3 separate regions of the Mus musculus genome follow, and all the other regions are linked to region 1. The links are chromatin loops, found by intact Hi-C in ENCODE. Cell type or tissue: heart. All regions are shown on one strand.

Region 1 (8,000 bases):
AAAGAATGTGTTAAGGAGTAATACTCAGTCTTACAGATGGTTCCAATAGCTTTTCCCCGCAAACCACATTAGTTGTTTCTTAATGAGCATAAAATAATTTTTATATCCCTTGTAATAAAGAAACTTGGCCAGGTATGGTGATATACATCTGTAATTGTAGTGCTGGAGGCTGATGCAGGAGGATTTTTGAGTTTGAGGCCAGCCTGGGTTTCTCTGGGAGACCCTAACTCTAAACAACAAAACTAGAAACAAATCCCTGAAGATACACCTCAGTAAAGAGATAAAAACCTTGGTCATGAATCAGGATGTCACTATGTGACTCCTAAGGAAATTCAATGAGACAGGCACATTGCTTCAGTTGTGCTGCTACAAAGGCTCATAAAAATCATACACAATCCGGGCAGTGGCGGCACACGCCTTTATTCCCAGCACTCGGGAGGCAGAGGCAGGTGGATTTCTGAGTTTGAGACCAGCCTGGTCTACAGAGTGAGTTCCAGGACAGCCAGGGCTACACAGAGAAACCCTGTCTCAAAAAAAACAAAACAAAACAAAACAAAAACAAAAAAAAGTCATAACAAAAATCATTTACATGCATACCAAGGGATAGTGTACCAATTAACCATGAGGTAGTTAAACATCTCAAGGCCATGGAGAAAGGCTAAAGAACAGCTTCACACTGGTGCAAACTAAAGGGCAAGACAACTGGAAGCCAGGGGCCGTCCTGGACCAGATTCTAGAACTAAGTTGGAAACAGCAGCATACGCAGTATTAATTTCAGCAGAGTTCTTGGACACCAGGGTGTGAAGTTCTGAACTGGCACATTCCTTAAAACCCACAGGTTGAAAACCTGGCCCTGGTGGAGCTCTGTTCAGATGGTGAAAGAGCTATTAAGGTTAAATGAGAACATAATGGTGGAACAACCGACTGATCAGAAGGGGTTAGTGCTCCTTTAAGAAAGACATCAGCAAGATTGCTGACTCCTGTCAGGCATGGGAGGACACAAGTCTGCCACAAGTGAGAGAGAATCCTTATGAGAAATCAGCCACCACCTTGATCTTGGTTCTCCAGCTTCCAGAAATATAATACATTTGTTGAGTAACCTGTTTCTGAAGTGTGCTGCTATGATGGGCCAAGGTGATCGCATGGTATTACTATGCTATGATAGCACAGCATTGGGCTGATGTTAAATACTTGATGGATGCCTGTGCTGTGTCCTTGTAATCAACACTCATGCAAGGATCCAGTTTACAGTTCCAGGATATCGTCTGTCTGCCCTCGTCTCCAAGAGTACAGAGATCTTTAAGATCTTGGAAACCAGGTGAAGGATAAGTTGGGAACGTATTATTTCTGCAATGTTTATATAACTTTTAAATCATTTCAAAGTGAATATTGGAGATTGAAACATTTTAGCTACCATCCAAAAACACTTTTATATACATGAGCTGTTATTTTTCATTATCATACAGGAATTGGATTGGTACCTATTTCATTTTATTAAAAGAGAAATCTAGAAAGACCTACATCACTTTACTGCTATCAAAATGGCTGTTCCTCAGATATTCACTTTCAATTAATAAGAAAGCAGTCATGATTGCAACCCTATTATTGACACATTTATACAGCTGTTTTGAAAAATATGGAGAAACAATAGCTGGAAAGGGAAAATAGTTGAAGGAAATATATTGTTAGCTTTAAGCACATTAGCATTAGCATAGGATTTTAAAAACATTTACAAGTATATTGTCTGCGTGTAGGTGCCATGTATGTGCAGTGCCTGAAGAAGCTAGAAGAAGCCAGGAACTGAAGTCAGAGACAGTTCTGTGTCCCTAGGTGAGTGCAGGAAACAGAAGCCAGGTCCTCTGCAAGAACAGCAAACGCTCTTAAGGTCTGAGCCACCTCTCCAGCCCCCTCATATGGAATTTGAGTCTATGCAGTAAGAAAAGTAAAATGAGAGCAAAATGTTGACAATCTGGTATCAGAATGAAAGTACATGTAGAGGGAAAGGGTGACCAAACACTGTCATACCAAGATGGGAGAAGAGAAGTCTGTAACTTCAGTGACCACCTACTAGAGTGATGTCCTAGACGATGCCTACAGCCCTCAGCGCTGTGGCCACTATTCAGTTACTTCTTCAAGGCCATCATCTCCACTGTCACTAACATGCAGATGCCCCTCACTTCTGCTTCCCCTTGCCCTGCTCATTCTCACCGTGTGACTTACATCATGTTCTTCCTGCAGTGTGAATCAAATCATATCCGATCACTCCCATTTTGTCCCTTAGCCATGGCTGAAATAGCTCTGTAGTATCAGGTGTCTGTACCTGCTGTGACCCCATTTCCTTTCACTGTTAACTCTGCTCGCTCTGCACGCTCCACACGGACCCTGGTTTTTTTTGTTGTTGTTTGTCTTTGTTGATATTCAATCCTATCCAACTTATTTCTGTCTCTGGACTTGTGTACGATGTGAGATTTTTGTCTCGTGGGTAGCTCTTTCACAGTTTGGGAGTAGGCTCAAATGTCACCCCCAGGAAGACCTTCTTTTACCTCTTTAGACCTTCTTTTACCCTCCTCATTGTCACTCTCAATGACTTCATGCCATCATCAGCTAGTTTCATAGCAGACACTGTTAGTTGAAATTCCTTTATTTTACATTTATTTTCTGAGTCCTTCAGTAGAGGCTGCAGTCAATAACAAAAGTGATTGTGCCTGACTTAGTTTGGAATGTCCCCAGCAAACTAAAAAGGTGTATGGCTCAGTGAGAGTCAAGGAATACGTGCTGATTGACTGATAGCTCTTCCAGTTTTCGGTTCCAATCCACAATGTGGGGATAGTTAGACCCACAGAGGCCATCAGAAATAAGCTCTAGCTTATGGAGGTGGAAAGGTGGGCACGAGAGAGCTATTGGCTTCTTACAGCTTCTGGAAGAAGGAAAGTCAGTTTTCTTTAATGGTGCAATTGATCACACCGATCACACTCACAGACTAACACATCAATGAGTTAGTTCGCCTTCAGCCTGGACTCTGGATAATAATAATGTGGGGGGGGGGGTAGTTTTGGGAGGAGCCTGGAGTAGGGGATGAATATGACCCAAATACAGAGTAAAATACCCTCAAAGAATTAATAAAACCAAACCATTATTTTGAAAAAGAAATGACCTAACTTTTATAAAATTCTTACTATGCTTCAAGCAATGGCAAAAATCATATTATATTCTTACCCTCCTTGAATTACTGTGATTTCCATTCACGAAATAGGGCCATCAGGTTACGGAGAAGTCATATTAAAATTAAACTTATGCAAGGACAAGACTTGTGTAAATTCATTGATGCTTAACCTCCGAATCTGCTCTCAGTGCTATTTAATATTTATTGGTCCTTGTTTGTGGAACATTTAGAGAACTGAAGAAAGCTTTAGCGTATTTCCCAGGGGTCTGTGCCTGCAAGATGCACGTCTTTATTCCTTCAGTCCCTCCTTTAAAGGCCCTCCTGTCCTGGTCCCTCTATTCTGAACAAACTTGGTTTTTTCGGCGGCTGTCTGACCTAATGGTTTTGCTGGGTAAACAGCAGAGGGGTGATGAGCGCAGTGGGAGACATCTGCCCATGGGGCTGAGAAGATGCACAGGTCGGGGTGTTGGAGAGAAAGGCGGTTCTCATACTAAGTGTTCCAGAAAGAGGGACGTTGGTTTGCCTGCGCTCAGTCAGCGGCGGAAAGCAACGGGGCTGAGCGAACCCCAAGTGAGAGCCCCGCGGCAGAGCTGCCGCTGGGGGCCGCTAGGTCGAGACAAAGGCTGGCGAAGTTTGGGGAGATGGGGATACAAGCCCCAGTGAGGAGCTTGCACGCCGAAGGCCCAAATGCATTTTCTGCAAAGTAAACTAAAGAAGCATCCCAAGGAAACAAAAGTGCGAGGCACAGTCACTTAGCAAGAAAACGCGAACTTACCCTCTTCGGGCCACCCGGCCTCCGTAGCGCCACTGCTAACTGTGGAATCTGGTAGTCAAGGCAGCAGCGGAGGCTCAAGCCGGGTACCGCGAGACTCGCGAGGTCTCGCGAGATCTCGCCAGCGGCCCCGCCAGGCGGGCATTCTTTCCGGGGGGTTATGGGAGGGCTCTGGTGTCCGGGATGGAGGTTGGTGGCTTCGTGTGGCCGGGGCTGGAGGCAGCCCGGGTGGTCAGGGCGGACTGTGGTGAACGCAGAGCTGGTGCTTAGGCCCGGGTGGGATGGGCTCGGAGGCGCGGAGCGGGGTCTGAGACGCCTCGGGACATGGAAGCGCCCGTGCGGGGTCCGGGGGCCCGCGACGCAGCCGCCACGGCGGCCGAGGAGCAGCAACCCTTTCCAGCGCGCGCAGGAGGACGAGTGGCGGCGGCGGAACAAGACGGTGCTCACCTACGTGGCCGCGGCCGCCGTGGGCATGCTGGGGGCCTCCTACGCCGCGGTGCCCCTCTATCGGCTCTACTGCCAGGTAAGGGAGGGGACGAAGCGCGGCACGGATCCCACCTGAGCCATCCCCCTGCCGGGGAGGCCGAGGTCACCCGCCGGAGGGGGGAGGGGGGCGTCGCCTCGGATCCAGACCGGGAAGGACGTGCCCAAGGTCACTAAAAAACCTTGCAAGTGGAAGCCGGTTCCGGTAATGATGGAGCTGGTGCCACCCTTCAAAGGGCTATCAGCACAGCCATTCTGTGAAGCGCGGGGAGAAGGTACCGCTGACACTTGGTGAGTTAGAGCGGCTGTCGCATACCTGGAGGTTCACAGGACACCTCCCCTGCCCCAGATAGTTGTCCAACCTAAAATGCTAATAGTATACAGTGGTGCCGAGACCCACAGAAATGGAATTGACACTCCTGTGTTCAAGCTTTCCTCATTCTAGGTTAGCATCATCAGCCTAGGCTAGTTTAGCATCATCAGGCTAGGCTGGGTTAGCCTGAGGTTTAAAAAAAAAAAAAAAGGAAAAAAACCCTAAAATCAAGTTCCACGTTAAGCACCGATATTTCCAAAAGAATGCCCTGTTACTTGTGGAATCAACGAGTTTTAGAGAAGGAAATAAATAAATAAGGGAAGCCATAGAATGGTCCCTCTTCATGAGCAAATTAAAATGTAACCCAGGAAAACTGTGACAGACTCAGTAATATAGGCTTGAGCCCAGGACATTATTTTTCTGTTTTCTACCTTTTAGTTTAAACACCAAACTTGAGAAACTTCAATAACATGTCCCTAGAATATATAAGGAATTGTTTTGTTATTGAAAGACGGAACACTTAACTTGCTTTTTCTTCAGCGGATTTAAATCCTTTATGAAAAAAAAAATAGTTCATCTTAAAACTGAGTCTCTGAAACAGAATCATATCCTTACCTGTTAACTAAGGTCAAATTTATGATTTCTCTTTTAGGATTAAAGTTTAATTTGACAATATTGAGAGAAATTGAAAAAGCTAAGTAACGTGTGTAACAAGTGAAAGAAAGATAATAAAATATTAATATGGTAGGGTTTTTTTTTTTTTTTTTTTTTTTTTGCATCTTCCTTTAGCCTCATTCGGCTTTTTGTTTTTCTGGTGTAAGAAAGGTGAATTATCTGGCAGTGAGAATTGTGATAACCTCAGGCAGCAGTGTGTACACCTTGGAAGTAACACCACCTCTACCTCTAATGAGGAAATAATGGTGATGGGGAAACGTCAGACACAAATTACTCTTTTGCTACTTTAGGGTAGTTGGCGGGCAGGGTAGCCAGACAAGAGGAAGAAAGTCAGGGCCTCATTAACTGTGATGAAGGGTAAATAGGTGTGTATGCAGAGAATTACAGCTAAGAGGCAGGAAAACATTAATCTCCCAAGTGGGAAAACAGTCATGATGCCCTAGGAAAGCAGAATATAAGAATAAAGTTATGAACTTAATTTGAACTATAAAACCCATGGTACAGAAAAGTATACACAGGAACATGGATTCCTTGTTTAAGTTAAAATGACCAGGTTTGGTTCAACTTTTTAAGTGAATAATAGTTTATGTAAAATATACTAGCCAGCGAAGGGGACTGTGTTTAATGAAAGTTACACTTGAAAATATTTGGTATCCTCTCAGAGATTAATAGTTTGTCTTCAAATTTTGCTTTTCAAAAGTAGGAATCACTTTAACAAATATAGGCAAACCGTTGATGCAGTTACAAGAATGGCCAGAGGTAGCATACAGTTTGGCTCCAAGTAGAACATTCAATCGCTTTCCAAATGTTACTTTTCTGCAGTAAGTCCGTGAAGATCTAAACCCTGCTGTTTACCATATGCAGTGTCTGTTGTAGACTACTGGACTTGGAGGATCAGCAGTGGCCGGGCACTCCTCAGACCAGATCGAGAACATGGTGCCTGTCAAGGACCGGGTCATTAAGGTCACCTTCAATGCTGACGTTCATGCCAGTCTCCAGTGGAACTTCAGACCTCAGCAAACAGAGATCTATGTGAGTGTCTAGTGCACCTGTCTAAGGTCATTTCAAAACGCTAGGCCACCCCACGAATAATTACACTCAATAATTGTGAAATATAATTCATGAAATGTAGTTGTACAAGTGTTTTGAAATGTCTACTTTTTTTGTGGATAGTTTCTTTATTTACAATATTTCAAATATTATCCTCCCTGTCCTCACGCCCCCTGCTTCTATAAGGGTGTTACTCCACCCACCCACCCACTCCCACCTCCCTGCCCTTGATTCCCCTACACTGGGGCATCTATCAAGCCTTCATAGGACCAAGGACCCCTCCTCTCATTGATGCCTGACAAGGCCATCCTCTGCTACATATGCAGCTGGAGCCATATGTACTCCTTGGTTGATGGCTTAGTCCCTGGGAGCTCTGGGGGGTCTGGTTGGTTGATATTGTTGTTCTTCCTATAGGGTTGCAAACCCCTTAAACTACTTCAGTCCTTCTCTAACTCCTCTATTGGAGACCCGGAGATCAGTCCAATGGTTGGCTGAGAGCATCTGTCTCTGTATTTGTAAGGCTCTGGCAGAGCCTCTCATGAGACAGCTATATCAGGCTCCTGTCAGCATGCACTTCTTGGCATCCACAATAGTGTCTGGGTTTAGTAACTGTATATGGGATGAATCCCTAGGTGGGACAGTATCTGGATGGCCTTTCCTTTAGTATCTGCTTTACACTTTATCTCCATATTTGATTCTGTGAGTATTTTGTTTTCCTTCTAAGAAGGACCAAAGCACCCATACTTTTAGGCTTCCTTCTTCTTGAGCTTCATATGGTCTGTGAATTGTATCTTGGGTATTTGGAGCTTTTGAACTAATATCCACTTATCAGTGAGTGCATATCATGTGTGTTCTTTTGCGATTGGGTTACCTTACTCAGGATGATATTTTCTGGTTCTATGCATTTGTCTAAGAATTTCATGAATTCATTGTTTTTAATAGCTGAGTAGTACTCCATTGTGTAAATGTACCACATTTTCTGTATCCATTCCTGTATCTGGGTTCTTTCCAGCTTCTGGCTGTTATAAATAAGACTGCTATGAACATAGTGGAACATGTGTCCTTATGACATGTTGGAACATCTTCTGGGTATATGCCCAGGAGTGGTATAGCTGGGTCCTCAGGTAGTACTATATCCAATTTTCTGAGGATTTCCAAACTGAATTCCAGAGTGGTTGTACCAGCTTGCAATCCCGCCAGCAGTGGAGGAGTGTTCCTCTTTCTCTGCATCCTCGCCCGCATCTGTCACCTGAGTGTTTGATCTTAGCCATTCTGACTGTGTGAGGTGGGATCTCCGGGTTGTTTTGACTTGCATTGCCCAGATGACTAAGGATGCTGAACATTTCTTTATGTGCCTCTCAGCCATTCAGTATTTCTCAGTTGAGAATTCTTTGTTTAACTCTTTACCCCATTTCTTAATAGGGTTATTTGATTCTCGGGAGTGAAATGTCTACTTTTTAAAAGTGCCTTCCTTCCCTTTGAATGTAACTATAACATTAGAGGTTTTTGTGACAGAGTCTCAATGTGTAGCCCAGCCTGGCCTA
Region 2 (8,000 bases), 630 kb before region 1:
CGCATGTCCCTAAATGCCAGCACTCGGGACTCTGGCACAGAAAGATCATCCAGAGTTCCAGGATAACCTGAGCTACACAGAATCATTTGCATCTACTTTAAAAGATGGCAAAATTTACTTTTTTATTTAAAATATAACGTATATCATCGAAGAGTGCTCCAAAGCCTCTGAATTTGTTCTTAACCCTTTCAAAACCTCACAGTAAACCCGTCACAGCTGCATTTATATGTGCAGTTTGTCTTCCTTCCATCCTCATTTCAATAAAGGATGCTAAAGGGAAAACCACAAGGAACAGCAAGATGACCACCTCAACTGCCTCGGATGAGGAGGATGGAAGGCAAATCAGTCACTCACCAATGGCCACCTTGAGGCCATCAACAACATGCTAAGCATGATCCTTAAAAGCCCATTAGTCTAACCAACCTGCACAGTATCTTCCTAAGCAAACCACTGGACCTTCAGAAAGGACACTCTCTTTGAGTGTCATGTCACTTAAATCACTGTAGAGCATCAATAACCATCGAATGGGTATATAACCAGTCTTTGGTCTCTCTTTCCATACATTAATAATGAGGCAGTCCATCTCTCTCAGCATAGTCCATTCTATATTCCAGGTTCTCTACCAAAGAATGATGTAGGAGGTAGAGTAAGGAAGGGGCTTCATGGACAGAAAGCCTGCGTGTTACCCTGGGAACACCTCTGAATCCCAAGCCTTGGCTATATCATGTACCTTCCTAGAACCGTGATGTCTTTATGTTCATGTACAGAGGATGGCCTACATCCAAGGGAATGGGCAGATGCTGCAGGAAAAGGTGAACTGAGACTTAGCTTTCCACCCGGCCTGTGCCTTCTGTCCAGAGAGACAAAGGGTTTTAAGAAACAAGTGTGGGACCAAACAGCTGGGTTCAGAGGCTGATGATAATTTCAAACCAACCAACTCATTTCCTCCACACACTCCTTTCCAAATGGGCAAAAAGGTGATGATCAATAGCATCTACCCTAGGGCTGACATTAGACCGGAGTAAGTCAATATCTGCCAAGTATCTGGTGCCCAGATTACATGACAGTATGCTGCAAGTGTTGGCTATCACAATGACTGGTAGTAATTCTGTGACTAAGGATGACATCGATAAGATCACAAACTGGCTGTCGGGTGCTGAACATTTGGGATAGGAGACAGTCAACAGGCAGAAGGCCAAGGGACCAGTTATAAAGATGAGGCAATATGAGGTGAGAGGTGCTGAGAAGCCAAACTCAAAACGGAAGAGAAAGGGGAGGGATGGAGTTCTGATACCTGACACACAACTCAGCGAGTGCCTGGTTATGTGGCTGGCAGGGTAAGGGCAGGGAGAGAGCAGGAGTTTTGCCTCAAAGTGTCCTGTCCAGTTTCACACTGGGAGTTGTTAAAGTCTCAATAGGATGCTAGTTCTGTGTGCTGTATGTGGCACGGGGTCTCTTGTAAGAAGCACACACCTGTGGATGCATGTGAGCACAATTAGCGAAAAGACAAAAGGGCAGCTAGAGGTTCTCTCTGTGCACTGAAGTTTAAGTGGGGCACGGCACAAAGCCATCCTCCAGGCTGATAATTATCGTCAGTGAGTTCCTGTCTCTGACACGGCAGAGGCATACAGTAGAATTTCCTATTGCCAACCTCACAAAGTAGCCCTAACCCCAGAGGACTGTGAAACTATGTAGATCCAGGCTGCGATGTAACCTCACAGACGAAGCTTGGGTGACCTCAGCTGTAGGGAGGCCACCTCTGCACGCCAGAAACGCCATCCACCTTCACACAGTTCCGTCTAATCCAACTTGTTCCACAAATGTCTCGCACTAGGTTATAAACCCTCCAACTGCATCTGTCCTGAACTTCTCTGCCTCTGTGACACAGTTACGCCATTCCTCCATGTCTGCTTCCTTCACCTGTGAAAGCCAAGGCTCCCATAATAGATCAGTATTTGGAATCCTTTGCTATACCAGTCTGATCTTGTGCCAAGGAACTTCTGTTGCCTACAGCAAAGCAACTGATGCCAAACCTCCAGTTTCTCCCACCTGACTAGCTACTTGGTTCCAATGGCTTCTTAAGATGCCTCAAGATGCTTAACAACCAACTACACTCCTCCTCCGGCCTCCATTGCTCTTTCTGCATGAAGTTTCACAACCGAATTATTAAATAGACCTTAAAATTAGATCACACCCACACAGAAGACAGTCACTAAATTGATGGAATTGCTACTGTTACCTCTTGGCCAGCTCTGAACATCCAGTCCATGAGTCTTGTCTCTTTCCTACCTGCCTCAGGACATGGCCCTTCTGTACCCCATACAGAACTGGCACCCATCTGGCAAAAGGAAACATGTTCTCTGCAGACACTGGCATGGTGTAGGAATGAATAGACCAATGTTTCAATTTTCCTAGCAAACAAACGGACTGAAGTTGGGCTAAACTTCCAAACTACTCATTTTCTGTTTTCTATCAGCTGATTGCTGCCAAATGCCTCTCTCTTGTGAATGTAGATAAACACACACTCCTATATGTCCACGGGCACGCCACTCCAGCTCGATCTCGGAAACCCTGTATTGGACCCGTTATACCCACTCCCAGTGAAAGTCCAGATCCTAGACCGGGTGGGTTTCTTTGGCACCTCGCCCCATCTTCAACCACGAGCCGTTAAATACAATTCCCTACTCCCAGGCCGTTTGATTTTTTTTGCAAACGCTGCAGAGTAAAACATAAATTACAACTCAGAAGTCTAGCAACAGGAATGACCTGAGGCTGAGCTCGGACAACCTGCCAGCCGCATAAGATCTACACAGGGTAAAGTAGCTCCAAGGAGCCTAGTCACCCCTGCAGAGCAGTGGAGTACCCTTGGCGAGTCCTAACCAGGGGGCCCAGGCCCCTGACCTCCTCCAGCGGGCAGGTCAGTTGCTACCTGGTCCAGCAGCCGGTAGATGGTTATGCCTGAGGCCTCTACCAGGAGCTGCCAATCGGCCCCGGTCAGCGCCGGTTTCTGGAGTTCAGCACAAGCCTCCCGGAACTGCTCGTCCGAGAAGCAGCATGCGGCCCCCGCCATCCTTCCGCAGCCAGGATACAGCGCCCGGAGCGCAGGTCACTCACTGGCCCTTAGAGAGATCGGGGGCGGGGTCACAAGGTGACCCCAACCTGATTGGCAGGGAAGAGAGAAGGCGGGACTTGGTCGAGGAGGCGGGACGTGGGAGGGCGGGGGTGGGGAGCGGAGGTTAAGAGGGCGGTTCCAGATCTGAAGACAGGCGGGGCTAAGCAAAGGTTAAGAAGAATGCCGAGTTAAAAAATACTAGAAAAAAAGCTGTCGCTTATCTGGAGAAAGAAGGAAGGGCTGAAGAAGTAGGGAAACTTCTGGAAGTAGGGCCAGCACATCCTATACTCACCTCCACACCCTTCAAACCTGCGTGAGATTCCTACCCCCTACCTCTCTGAAGGTGGAAAGGTCTCTGGAAGACATTTGGGGAGAGGGACCGAACACAAATGCTTGAAAGTCTCAGAGGTCAGATGCTAGTTTTATATATATATATAATTTTTTAAAAATGCTCTTCTTTCTGGTATACATTTTGAAACCGTGTTTTGTGAATCAATCCCTTAGAATCAGCAGAAGGGCAAGGAAGTCACAATTAAGAAATCAGATCACAATGGACAAGATTTTTGTGGGTACAAATGATATGAAAGATAAGGTACCTGGATTTCTGCAGCTTGCATAATTTAGGTCTTGCAACTCAAAGATCTTTTTGTTCATTTGAGTCTTACTCAGCCGAAATCTGCAACCCTGGCTTTGAGTAAAGTAGGGAGTTCAAAGATAAGTGCAAACACCACTCAATTGCCAAGACCGCCTGGAAAGCCAAATTGCCTAATCTGTAAAATGGGTCAAAGACTGTGCTGCCTTAAATAGTCGAGGGCCGTAGAATATCCCAGTGCCTACCAAAGTGGTATTTAATGATCATTCCCTCTTGTTTTTCAGGAATAAACTGAAACACAATTTTTTCAATACTAGAAGGGGAAAAAAAGTGGTTAAAAAAAAAAACTATTGAAAGCCAGTTTACAAAAGCCCCACGGTCACATTTGCCAAAAAACAGACAGATCACTGTTTTATTTGCCTCAGCATGGATTTTCTTGTACAGGACAGAAGGAAAGTAAGTTATTCCAAAACACGGGAAAGATTGCTTCAAGACAAATTTCCTTGCAGTTTTAGTGGTAGCCTGTAAGCTTTCTCACAGGTGTAAACTATTACTGAAACAAGCAATCCACTCACACTCATCCAACAAGGAAACCAATGTGGAGGATTGTCAAAGATTGCCAAAGGACCAGTCATGATTGTGTGCTTTCATGGGATCGGAACTTTGTCACCACAGAAATATTGATGGATTAAGAGAGGCCCAAGGGAATGAACAGGACCATAGAAGAAACAAGAGACCAAATTCAAACTGCTTTATTGTACATGTTTAAATATGTTGTCTGTCTGTCTGCCTCTCTCTCTCTCTCTCTCTCTCTCTCTCTCTCTCTCTCACACACACACACACACACACACACACACACACACACACGTTATTTTATTTTTGTCAATACAGAATACAATCATGTTACCAAGCAGGTTTTCTTTCATGCAGGTCCCCCCCACCCACCCACCCACAAAAGAATCTACAATGGCTTTCTTCTGTCCTGTAGGAAAAAGAAATTAATGTTGAGGTGAATAAAATTGTAATTTGTCTGTGCTGTGGCAAATGTGACCTTGGAGCTTTTGTAAACTGGCTTTAAATAGTTGGGTTTTTGTTTTTGTTTTTTTTTTTTGTAAATAAAACAAAACAAAACACCTTTTTTGTTTAAGGCCTGTTATTGACGATTTACATAAATAATCCAACCTGTTTCCTTTATGAGAAAATGTCTCTTTAGGGTGTGTGGGGTGGAAGATCCAGGTCTCACAGTGAAGACCTGACTAGGAACTCATGGAGATATCCCTGCCTTTGCCTCCTGTGTGCTGGAGAGGAGATGCCTTCTTAGATGAACTGACTACGCAGCCACCCAAGCTCCTGGTCTCAGCTGTTGAAACGCTGGATAAGACAGACCAAAAAAAAAATAATAATAATAATTGTAGGCACACAGCTGAGAACAAAGAAGTGCGGGGTAGAGTTCAGAAAAGGGAGACAGAGTGGGAGCCACAGAGAGAGAGGTCCATGGGAAAGGATGTTTCAGAATGGATAGCATCTGCCTTGGCGTTTCCCCATCCCCATACTCCCCACCCCTGGTTCTGCAATCCTGTGTCCGTGGAGGAGCTCCTTTATAAAAGAGGCTGTTGAGCATGACCCCTGTTGAGAATGAACCCTTTCTGTCACCCTATTGACACCTGTCCACATATATCAAATATGTCAGAGGGCATGTCGTAAAGCCAAGGAACAAGTCTTGCTGCTAGTATCAAGTCATAAGGAGTCCTGTCATTCTGTGCTTACCAAAGAATGTCCTCTAGACAGCTTAGTGTGGCAAAGGTGTGACAGACAGGTCCTCTGCTGAATTTAGCATGGATTTTAATCTCTCTCCAGTGTAGGAAGAGCGTGCGTCTCTTTGAGGAGGAGAACTTCCTGTTTTCATCGGAACAACAGAGTTCTTAGCGGATTCAGGCTTTATAAGGGGACTCTGGTCCAGCTCCCCATCTGCTATAGGTAGAGCAGAATCTTCAAGTCACACACAAGCATCAGCAACTCAGCCTGCATCCCTCAGACTTCCTGTCTTCAGGGGCTTGGGGACACCCAAACACAATACTTCTGCCTTTGATGCCTGTGTTGAGAACCACAGGTAATGAGTAGGCACAAAATTCGACTAGGACCATTCAACCTCTGGGTTGTTGCCAGGATCAAAACAGGAGATACTTTCACAACACAGAGTTACCACAGGAGAAAGATGTACAAAACAGAATTAAGAGTCACCTAGGCCTGAGGAAACGGGACCTAGGACATGGTTCAGTGGCAGAGCAGCTGCCTCAGAAGCATGAGGCCCTAGATCTGATCCTTAAAAATAATAACAGTACCCGAGGAAACAGCTCTCCATATGAAGGAATTAGAAGATATACAATTAAAACCAAAAAGGTTCTAATCTTTTGATGAAAGCAGATGATGATGATAACTCCAATGTGAAAACTAGTTGGTGCATTTATAGCAATCCAAAAGGAGTCCCAGGCTGTAATAAAAGAACAGAACACACACACACAGTAGAATTTCTACAAATGGAAAACAGTTATTGAAATGAAAACTTAGCATCATCAAATGGCTGGCTTACTATAATGTAGGAGTGATACAGAAGTGAAGAGGTGACCCTGAGAGAACACCATGAGGAGATAGAGAAACTAAGTGTGAATGTGCCACTCACTAAGGTCCATCTAGCCATGCAGAACTGCCAAGAATTTCTGACTTGAATTCCAGAAGAAGAGAACAGGAAGGTGGGGTGTGGGGTGAGTAGGCGGTGGGGGAGATAGAGAGGAGCGAGGGTGAGAAGGACTCAGGAAGCTGAAACGTAATGAAAATGTTCAACAACACGGAAAACAGCACAAGGTGAGGCAGAGTTCTGTTTAAGAGGTCAATAAGAGATTGATTAACTTGGTGTTGTTTAACTGTGCAGTAAAAACAAGGATATGAACTCCTCAGTGTCAATATAAAAAAAAACCTATGGAAAACAAAAGTGAATATAATATTTAATTATGTATCTCACCTAGAAGCTATTACCAAATGACAGGGAAAGAGGTTCGGCATTATTGGTCCTTCAGACAGTTTGCATTAAAACCAGAGTGAGGTATTACTGTATAGTTATTAGAATGGCTAAAGGCAAAGAATTCATCAGGGCTAGGAAGGAGGCTCCATGGGAAAAGGTGCTTGCTGCAGAGTCTCATGAGCTGAGTTCAAGTCCCAGAACACACAGGATGGAAGGAGGAAGCCGAATTACATAGGTTGTCTTCTGACCTCCACACCTGTGTTAATGGCATTTTTATACCACAAACACACACACACACACAGAGAGAGAGAGAGAGAGAGAGAGAGAGAGAGAGAGAGAGAGAGAGAGAGAGAGAGAGAAATAATAGATAAATGTATTTTTTAAAGAAAAAAGAGAGAATCCCAATAAAAAGTGTTGGCAAAGCTGAGGAGGAGCTAGGTCTCTCTCTCTCTCTCTCTTTCTCTCTCTTTTTTTCTCTCTCCCTTTCTCTCTGTAAGTGTGTGTGTCTGGCTGTCGCTCTCTGTCTCTCACTGTCTCTCTCTCCCTCTGTCTCTATCTCTCTTTTTCTCTCTGTCCGTCTCTGTCTCTCAGTCTCTCTCTGTCTCTGTCTGTCTCTGTCTCCCCCTGTCTCCCCTGTCTCTCTCTCTCTGTCTCTCTCTTTCTCTCTGTCTGTCTCTCTGTCTCTGTCTCTGTCTTTCTCTCTCTTTCTCTCTCTCTCTCTCGTGATAGGAGTAAAACTGTTTAAACTCTTTGAGAAACTTTTCATAACTTCTTAAGAAGTTAAACACGTAACTACCCTACCATCCAGCCTTTCCATTCCTAGATACCCAGCTAGGATAAGTATTGTTCACACTGTAGACTATACACACATCTTCATAGACATGCTTTGTCAGGAGCCATAATGGGACAAGCTAATAACTAGCAGGTGATCATCCTAAAATGGCCTGCTTCAGATTATTATATAATCTGTGACAGGTTCACCCTTAGGAAGCAAGGCTATAAGGAATTCATTTTAGGAAAATTTCCTGCTATTAATATGCTTTTCCTGATATTATTAAACATATATAACAATCACCAAGTAATAGCATATCCCTTTGGAGCAGATCTCTGCTGATCCACGAAGATGTACTGTCTTGTAGTGATGGTATATAGACAAATAGATGACTTAATTCTTAATGATGATCCTATAAGAATTCCTAAAATTATATCTGTGATTGTTAAGCTCTTTTATAGTGTGATTGCTATTAGGTCCTTTTCTGATACTCAAAACTGCAATG
Region 3 (8,000 bases), 650 kb before region 1:
GAAGAAGGTAACAGGCTCTGAGTATGACCATTGGGAAAGAAGGCAGCAATGGAGCCGATGGAGCTGGCCAGAGGCAAGGTTGCTTGGGAATGAGTAGCGCTTTGAAGATGGGAAGTATGAATGGAAGGGCGAGCCTCAGGTGGTGTAGCACAGCCAGAGATGTCCTTCATGGATGACGGAGTCCCAGTCCCCTCCTTAGGTTTTCTTGTGGTAGTTCTGACACGCTTTCACCATGTCCTTCAAAAAGTTTGGAACTCCATTCTGCAAAAGAAAAGACTATGTTTCTATGTATCCTTCATTCTCTGGAGTGTGGCAGAGAAAAACAATGGGTTTGGGGGGTAATCAAAGACAATGGGGCCCCTGATCCAATTTCAACATGACGCTGTCACAGAAAACGGCAGAAGGCAAGACCCAGAGCAGACAGACTTGAAAGGCTTGAAAGACAGGGCCTTCGAGTTGACTTCTGCTAATAAAAACTACAGAGCTCCTTTTGAAATTATTATTAATTAAAAAGGAAGGGAGGCTAGGACTAGGGCTCAGCCTAAAAGCACATGCTTTTCCTGTGATGAATCTGAGGTCAGGTCCCAGCACCTATGTCAGATAGCTCACAGCCACCTGTCACTCCAGCTCCAGGGCCAACTGGACCCTCCAGACACATATGCACACATCCCCATCCACATATGCATATAATTTCTTAAAAATATTTTTTTAAAAAGGAAAGAAAAAATTAAAACAAAACAAAAGACTGGAACAAAGTAAATCAAGAGTCGGAATTAGATTGCTGGATACTTCCTTAAAGAAGTGGAAGGGCTTGTCTTACTGTTTTAAAAAAAATAGTGTTTGTGGTTAGGGGATGGGATATGTTGTACAGTGTCAAGCACTGTGCATGACTTTGCAAAAATGCTGTTTCACTGACTTCATCTCCATGCAGGGGGCATTATTCATCTTCAGTTTTTGAAAAAAAAAAAAAAAAGGAAGTTGGACTTCCCTGACTAACAGAAAACAGTCAGTAACAGAGCCCAGGTTCAGAATTGCATCTGTTTGCCTCTGACACCTATAGGCATTCTTACTTTCCCATGAGCCACTGGAGTTCACCACAGGACCTGCACAAAGCCTGCTGAATTGTCACAGTGATGCAGGACCCTAGGAGTGGCAGCCTATAGTGATCTGAGTCACTACCACTGTAACTTGGCCCGAGAGACTGAAAAACAGCAAAGACAACCGAACTAGAGGTTTCCTCTGAGCCAGGGAGGGTCTGCTTGTCTCTAAGCAAGGTCTGACTGTCTCATAAGCAGATACTGAAAACACTGGAGTCCCTGTAAGGGGCAGCCTTACGTCTGGAAGTTCCAGCGAGTAATCATGGAGGGTCCGTGGCTACCAGCAGGGAAGGGCTGACATTCTTGGCTAACAGAGTCTTTGTCCTATGTCTCAGCCTCCATCCTGGGTGTTGGCCACTCCAATAATCACCAAGTCACTCAACCGAGCTCTTCATAAAAGACTCTCGTTACCCTGGGACAATGCATCTTGTGACAACCCACAGGCTAAGTCAACATTTGTCAAATGCACACTCCCCACTGCCTAACTCCTGGGATCTCACCTTGGCTGCCCAGTTAATGAGCCAGGACGGAATTTGGCCACCCGGGTTATCAAAGTAGTACATGAAAACTAAAAGAGAAGAGAAGACAATTCAGGAGGAGTGGGGGGGGGGACACGGGGGCTAGAAAAATACAATAACAAAGCTCCGCAAAGCCGTCTTCCGACTGGGACCCAGACAGCGCAGAGGAAGGAGCACGTGAAATGCCCCGACCTGCCTTGCGGCTACTGACACAGGAGTACTGTTGAAAATGCAGCCAGGGAAACACTTGGCTGTGCTTTCTTAGACACCTGATGAACGCTAGACGTTTGCACATCATCGTTATCCAAACAGCCCCAAGGAACTGACGGTTAGCATACACGAGGAAATAAAGCTCAGAAAAATGAGAAGACAGACCTAACAAGCAGCAGACTTAGGGTTCGGATTTTGTGGGCCACATTCATGCCGGTATGGCAGATGCGGTTGCCCCGTTTTCCTTCTTGGAGACTGGAACTCGATGTTCTTAAGTCTCTGGCCTTGTGTGTGTGAAGGGCTGGATCCTCCAATCCACACCTGCCAATCCCCTAGCCCTGTCTAGGCTCGGTCCCTATAGCTACAGGGTAAGCCGGAAGCAACTCTTTCTAAACTCAAGGGTTTCAATGTTCTGATTTCATTTGGACAACAAAGAATGAATGGGTGGTGGGTGGGGCTGGAGAGTTGCCTCAGCTTTTAAGAGCCTGTATTGCTCTTAAGGAGGATCCTGGTTCAATTCCCAGCACCCACGTAGTGGCTGACAACCACCTGTAACTCTAGTCCCAGGAGATATGATGCCGTCTTCTGATCTCCACAAACATCAGGCAAGAAACGCATGTGGGCAAAACACACTAATGAACATGTAAGAATAAAATAAATAAATGTTAACAAGCAGAAGAGTGCACCGCATCAGACTGGAACATCTACACTGAGGCCTAGCCAATCTCTGATGTGGATCCAAACACTCCCACATGGCCACCTCACGTCTCCTTTGTTCCCGGGCCATGGTTACATTCACTGGATAAGCTTTTGCCTAAGCTGCCTCCTACTCAAATGGCACTGGCTTAGCTGCTGCCCTGCCCCGAAAGCTTTACCTCTGCTCCCCTTCTTGCCGTCACTCTCGATCGCCAGGCTCTGTTTGTACTGTTTCACTCGGATGACCCCAGACTTCTCGGGAAACTGAGGTGCCGAGATACTCTGGGCCAGGACCACGTAGATCTTCCTCCCGTCCACATCCAGGTCTCGGCGCTGGCGGGTGTAGACGTACTGCATAGCCAGTCAAGGCATGATGCCAGCGAAAGAGCAGCCCACACTGGTGGCAATGGAAGGTCTCTCTGCACCTTCCACGTAACAACTGGTCCCTTCTGCAGAATGCCCACTTTCCCTGCAGAGCTGAACCTCACAGTCAACGGTAATTCTCACTGGAGAGTGCCTGTTACCTGGCTGTGAGCAGATCCCCTGAATGCTTGGTTACACAAGGGTCACCTTCCTCCTTCTCCAGGAAGGCATCCTGAGAGCACTATTCACTTAGCTGTAATCATGGGGACGCTAATCAAACACTCTCAGGTCCACAGGCCGGGATGTTAGGGGCATTAGAGAAATCCAGGGGCAGAAAAACACTGGATAGAAATTGCATCAACCCATAGATATTGTCTCATCCGCAGCTGTCACCACAGACCTCTACCCATGGAAGGTGTCCTTGTCACAACTCAACTGTAGGAACACTTACGCACACCTCGAATTTTAGTAAGCAGATGTACTCTTTGAATTAACACTGGTTGACCAAGAACAGCAAAAACAATTCCACCTCTGGAAGCATGCACAAAACATTCCCAAGGTCGGCAGTGCTAGTCCATCAAAGACAATGACGTCTTTAAAAGCCTCAATCTTTACTTTCTATTCATTCTAAAATTAATGTACAAAGTGATCGGCTTCACGGTGGCCTCTTCTTCCATACAAATCATTATACTTTCTCATCTCCAATGTCCTTAGGTGGACTATTGTCAGGGCAGCTATTTGTCTGCAGCAACAACAATTAATAGGCTTAGACGGGAGGGAAAACTCCCTGCATTTCAGTCAACCACTTCACTTTATAAACGAAAAAATGGAAAGGAAAATCATACACCTGGTATCCAGGACAGCAGTCAAGAGGGCCACGCTGAAGAGAGGTTAGAAACAAAGTGGTGAGGCCTGGTTCCTCTGCCGTATCAGTCTGTCTGCCTGTTAGTTGTTAGCTCACGTCCATGGGACCCACCTGCTCTTCTGTGAGATCAAAAGATCTGGACTCACACTCTTCATAACCTGTTCTCCCCGGACTCCCAATTTTTGAGACTCATCAATTTCCACCTTTGACACTTTCTCTGGAGGTTGCCTTCCAGCGACCCCGGGTGTGGTTCCTGCCCTAAGTGGTCACACCCAGAAAGAACACTCTGGACTCTCCAAAAGTCACACAAGAAGCTCCAGGATTAGCATACAGTTCTGTAAGGACCCAAGACAGTGCCGTGACGTTAGTGGATCCCAGTGTAAGGGCGGCGGCTGGGGAACGCAGCACACGAAGAGAGACAAAGAACAGAGTGCCGTACAGAAAGGATACATCTCTGTTGGACAGCGGGAAAGGGTACTTCACTTCCCAGTATGCCACCATCTGTTCATCACTCTCCTTCTCGTAGAGTTCTGAAGCAGAACACAAGAGGTTAACGTACCTGCCAAACCCAGTGGCCTCAAGGAGCCTTTTCAGCCTCAGTGTGTGACAAACCCCTCAACTCACAAGACATAGAACTATTTTTTAAAACAAAAGTATATTTAATGTCGCTGAAAGCTTGCTGCCTAGGGGTGGTCTAGAGGACATGGAAACACAGAAAACCTAAATAAGCCCCCAACACTTGTCCATGGTACCAACAGAAGGCAGGGATAGAATGTAAGGAACCCGGTATAAGAAATTACCATCGGCATTAAAGCAGGCCAACCACCAGGTGTCACTAGAGGACCGGGAGTACCATCAAGGTTTGCCTCCCAACGCTTAGCCAGACACTGAGGAAGTCAGAGCCTAGCATGTATAAGTTCAGGACATCTGGGAAACAAAAGGCCCACAGAGAGCTGTGTTCTCAAACAGCCGGAACATGGCTGAACTATGGCTAACGCTGGGTTTCTTGTGTCTTTCCTCTAACCACCTGCTACAGCTTTGGGAACCAAATTCCCTTAATGTTTGTGCTCTAGTGTCAGGACATGCAAACTGTAGCTCTTGGAGGACAGAGTGAAAGAACCAAAGAGCAGCCTATGCTTAGCCTGTGCGGTGGGCTCCCATCTAACCATCCAGAGAGGATCAAGACATCCGTGGGTGAGATGTCAAGGGTCCATGTAGCATGTAGAAGAATGCTATCAGAAACAGACTGTTGATTAGGGAGCTTTGTGGCCTCTTGATGTCAATAGGACACTAAAGACAGTCATGAAGGGAAAGAATGAGTGGGCCTGTTGCCTCTGTGTGTTTAGTATTCTTGCTGCTCCCCCTCCCCCCCCACACTGCCCCCTCCCTCACACACTGCCTTACCCTTCTCTACTATGAGGTTTAAGTAGGTAAAGGAGCAATTTCAGGGTTTGGAAAAGGAGCAAGATATGACCATAATAAATGAATGACCATGGCCTTTTTAGGCCCAATGGATCACAAGACTCTTGGGTAGTCCTAAAACCCAAAAGCAGTACAGTCAGGACTTCCAGATTGTCCTAGCAAATCTAACAACAGCTTCACTGTACCAGAAACCACAGTGTGGACAGCTGATGGTAGGTTCTGCAGTTACTTTTCTTTTGTGCTCCCATCAATTTATTTATTTTACTTTTCATTTTTTAAAGTCAGCTACCTTAGCTGACATGAACAAAGGTGGTTTTACAGGCTAGCTACCTCCTCACATGGCTCTTTTCCAAGCAGGACCCACACAGGCATCTATGGGCAAAGTGTGTGTCACATGATTGCCTTATGGCTGCTGGGGGAGTGGGACGGTGTCAGTCGGCTCCCTTGGCTAGGCCCATGTGCTGACGTTCCCTAATGAAGACGAGTATGTGAGAGCATGAAGCTGCTGCCTGATTCCATGTCCAGGATTCACAAAACAAGCAGTCGCTTTGAGAAGAGCTGCAGAGAGTGAGTCCCGGCACTCTGGCTGACTTTATCGGGAAGGTGTGACTCTCTTTCCTGGAGTTATTTGCATGATGAGAGTCTGAGTCTGTATCTTCTGGAGGACACGTTCCCAAGGAACAGGAACCTGCCTGAGAATTAGGTCAATACAGAGGGGCACAGGCTAGAGCTGAAGAAACATCCGGATGGGGGTGCGCCTTTGACACTTGCAGTAGTCTTGACTAAACACTTCACTGTGCAAGTCTCTTCGACAGTGGCTGAGATGACAGGGACACTGACCCTCTGAGATGTAGGGGGTTCTCTGTTTAATGGTTTCCAACTCGGTGTTTCTCTCCATTATATAGACTATGTAGGCTGTAGATCCTGTCCCTGCTATGGGTCATGAGATGTTCTCAGATTACTAGTAGAGGAGGTGGGTCAGAGGACATCACCACCCCACAACCCCACCTGCCAGTGACTTCTGAACAAGCTGCTTTGCGCCCTCTGTCTTGAGGCTTCCTGGACCTCCAGGGCCCTCCAGCTACCCCCTCTCCCAGTCTCTCACTTCCTCACATGCATGCGCCCTTGCTCATCTGGAGATCTTTGATTCGATTTCCAAAAGGAAGTTTGGCTGCCTATCTTCTGGGAAGGCGTCCATGGCAATCAAGCTATGTGTGCAAGCACAGCTCCGGAAGCAAGGCAAAGCAACCGTGAGGACAGATGGAAGACTGCCTCGAAGCCTCTGTGAAGGTGAGTACTGGAGGTGGTGAAGGCCATGCTATAGCCTCAAGTATAACAAGACTAAATTAGTCAAAAGTAGATTAACTCTCAAAGGATTCTTAATTGACACAAGCCATCACTCACCTTTCACATACTGGTCCCATTGTTTTCTGTAGTCTAAGTCCATGTAAACATCTGCGAGGAGAGCCGGCGAGCAGCCTTCCAGGACACCGAACACCTTATACTCATAAAGTCCACTTGGCTATGGAGACAGAGGTGGGGGGAACAATTTGTTGATGCTGGAGTTGAGATTCCACATCACATACAAAACAACTGGACCTGGGGTTCAACCACACCAAACACTGCTCTCTTGTGGGGTCTTGGTGACCACAGAACAGGAAGAGGTAGGGCTCCTGGTCTCCTGTGTCTTATATACAGCTGCAGGTGTTGGTGGAGGGAATAGTCATAAGCATTAGCCAGATAATTTAAGTAGGATATAAGAAGAGTTACATAGTAAGCAGTGTTTTGTGGAGGACCTGTGTCAACAGTAGGTAGAAAAGGCCACTATAAGGAACCATCTCCCAAGAATTAGCAAGATATCATGTTCTAAACGTCAGAAAGACTGGCCATTGGGAAATGAAGAAAGCCACTCCTGGTAAGAGTAATAGATAGACTGATGTGATTAAAGAGAAATGTCTAGATCTCAGAGTGGTAGGAGCAGAGGTTAGAGATATTGAAGAGTCAAGACACCAAAGACCTTGAAAACCATGGTAAGAGTAGGGCTTTGATTCTCATTGCTCTGGAAAGCCAGAGGAGGACTGTGGACAGAGATGTGGCCAGATATGACTAAGGATAGTTTGGGCCAGATCTAGTTAGATTGCAAAAGCTTTTGAGTTGGTAAAGAACAACACCATAGAGGTACAGAAATGACCTTTAAAACTTGGTGCACTCATGCCTAGTTGATAATCCACTGGAGGCCTGCCCCTCTTTCAGAAGAGAAACAGAGGAGAAGGGGGAGGAGCAGGAGAAACTGGGAAAGTAGGGAAGGGAAACTTTGGTCAGGATGTAGGATAGATGGGTGGGTGGGTGGGTGGATGGATGGATGGAAGAATGGAAGGAAAGAAAGAAAGAAAATAAAACCCAGTACACTATTCCAGATAATAATGCAGAAACGGGAAGCTAACATCCATGGTGGGAAGACCGGGAAGGTAAATTCAGTAGGAATTACTGCTGGAAGAATGAGGGGAGGGAAATAGATCACCAAGGAGAATTCAGCCAACCACTGCTGGACATGACAGGTGATGGAGTGGACTCGACTAACACAGAAGAAACTGGAAAGGGGGATCTGTGAGCTATTGGGGTAAGAGTTCTAGTCTAGTCTGGCTGATTGCCAGGAACCAGGTATGCTCCATGGGCAGCCAGAGTTCTGAGGAAGGGGTATATCCTACATATCCACAGAGCACAATGAAACCAATGTTTTCTTGTGAAGTCCTTTACAAGACAGAGTTTTTCAATTGTTTTTACTTTGGAGTGTGTATGTGGAGGGGTTATATGTTTTTGTTTATTTTA

What was found. Hi-C counts contacts between places; a loop is a spot of excess contacts. Peaks named below come from ENCODE experiments on the same cell type or tissue, not always from the same donor. Only the 100,000 strongest peaks of a DNase experiment are listed, where the experiment ranks them.
Region 2: it touches region 1 in a loop (2.6-fold over the local background); 9 of 42 quality-filtered maps call a loop at or near these places.
Region 3: it touches region 1 in a loop (2.9-fold over the local background); 9 of 42 quality-filtered maps call a loop at or near these places.

The regions. Positions count from the first base shown.
Region 1 is chr11:90,634,095-90,642,094 of GRCm38, forward strand. Stxbp4 (syntaxin binding protein 4) reads right to left here and starts at 4,014. Exons shown (of 18, transcript NM_011505.2): 1 at 3,939-4,014. It overlaps Cox11 (cytochrome c oxidase assembly protein 11, copper chaperone), which reads left to right and starts at 4,090. Exons shown (of 4, transcript NM_199008.2): 1 at 4,090-4,458; 2 at 6,283-6,438. The coding sequence starts at 4,096. In heart, CTCF peaks have their summits at 3,774 and 3,981; a DNase peak (open chromatin) is centred at 4,037; H3K4me3 peaks cover 2,987 bases; H3K27ac peaks cover 1,819 bases.
Region 2 is chr11:89,999,773-90,007,772 of GRCm38, forward strand. Pctp (phosphatidylcholine transfer protein) reads right to left here and starts at 3,122. Exons shown (of 6, transcript NM_008796.3): 1 at 2,930-3,122. The coding sequence starts at 3,070. In heart, no CTCF peak of the experiment used is centred here; a DNase peak (open chromatin) is centred at 3,069; H3K4me3 peaks cover 1,458 bases; H3K27ac peaks cover 1,204 bases.
Region 3 is chr11:89,984,496-89,992,495 of GRCm38, forward strand. It overlaps Pctp (phosphatidylcholine transfer protein), which reads right to left. Exons shown (of 6, transcript NM_008796.3): 2 at 6,576-6,693; 3 at 4,200-4,279; 4 at 2,701-2,872; 5 at 1,598-1,665; 6 at 1-261. The coding sequence ends at 196. Among named protein-coding and RNA genes, the nearest start is that of Pctp, 14 kb to the right of the region's middle. In heart, a CTCF peak has its summit at 4,577 (motif pointing right); no DNase peak of the experiment used is centred here; H3K27ac peaks cover 308 bases; H3K27me3 peaks cover 405 bases.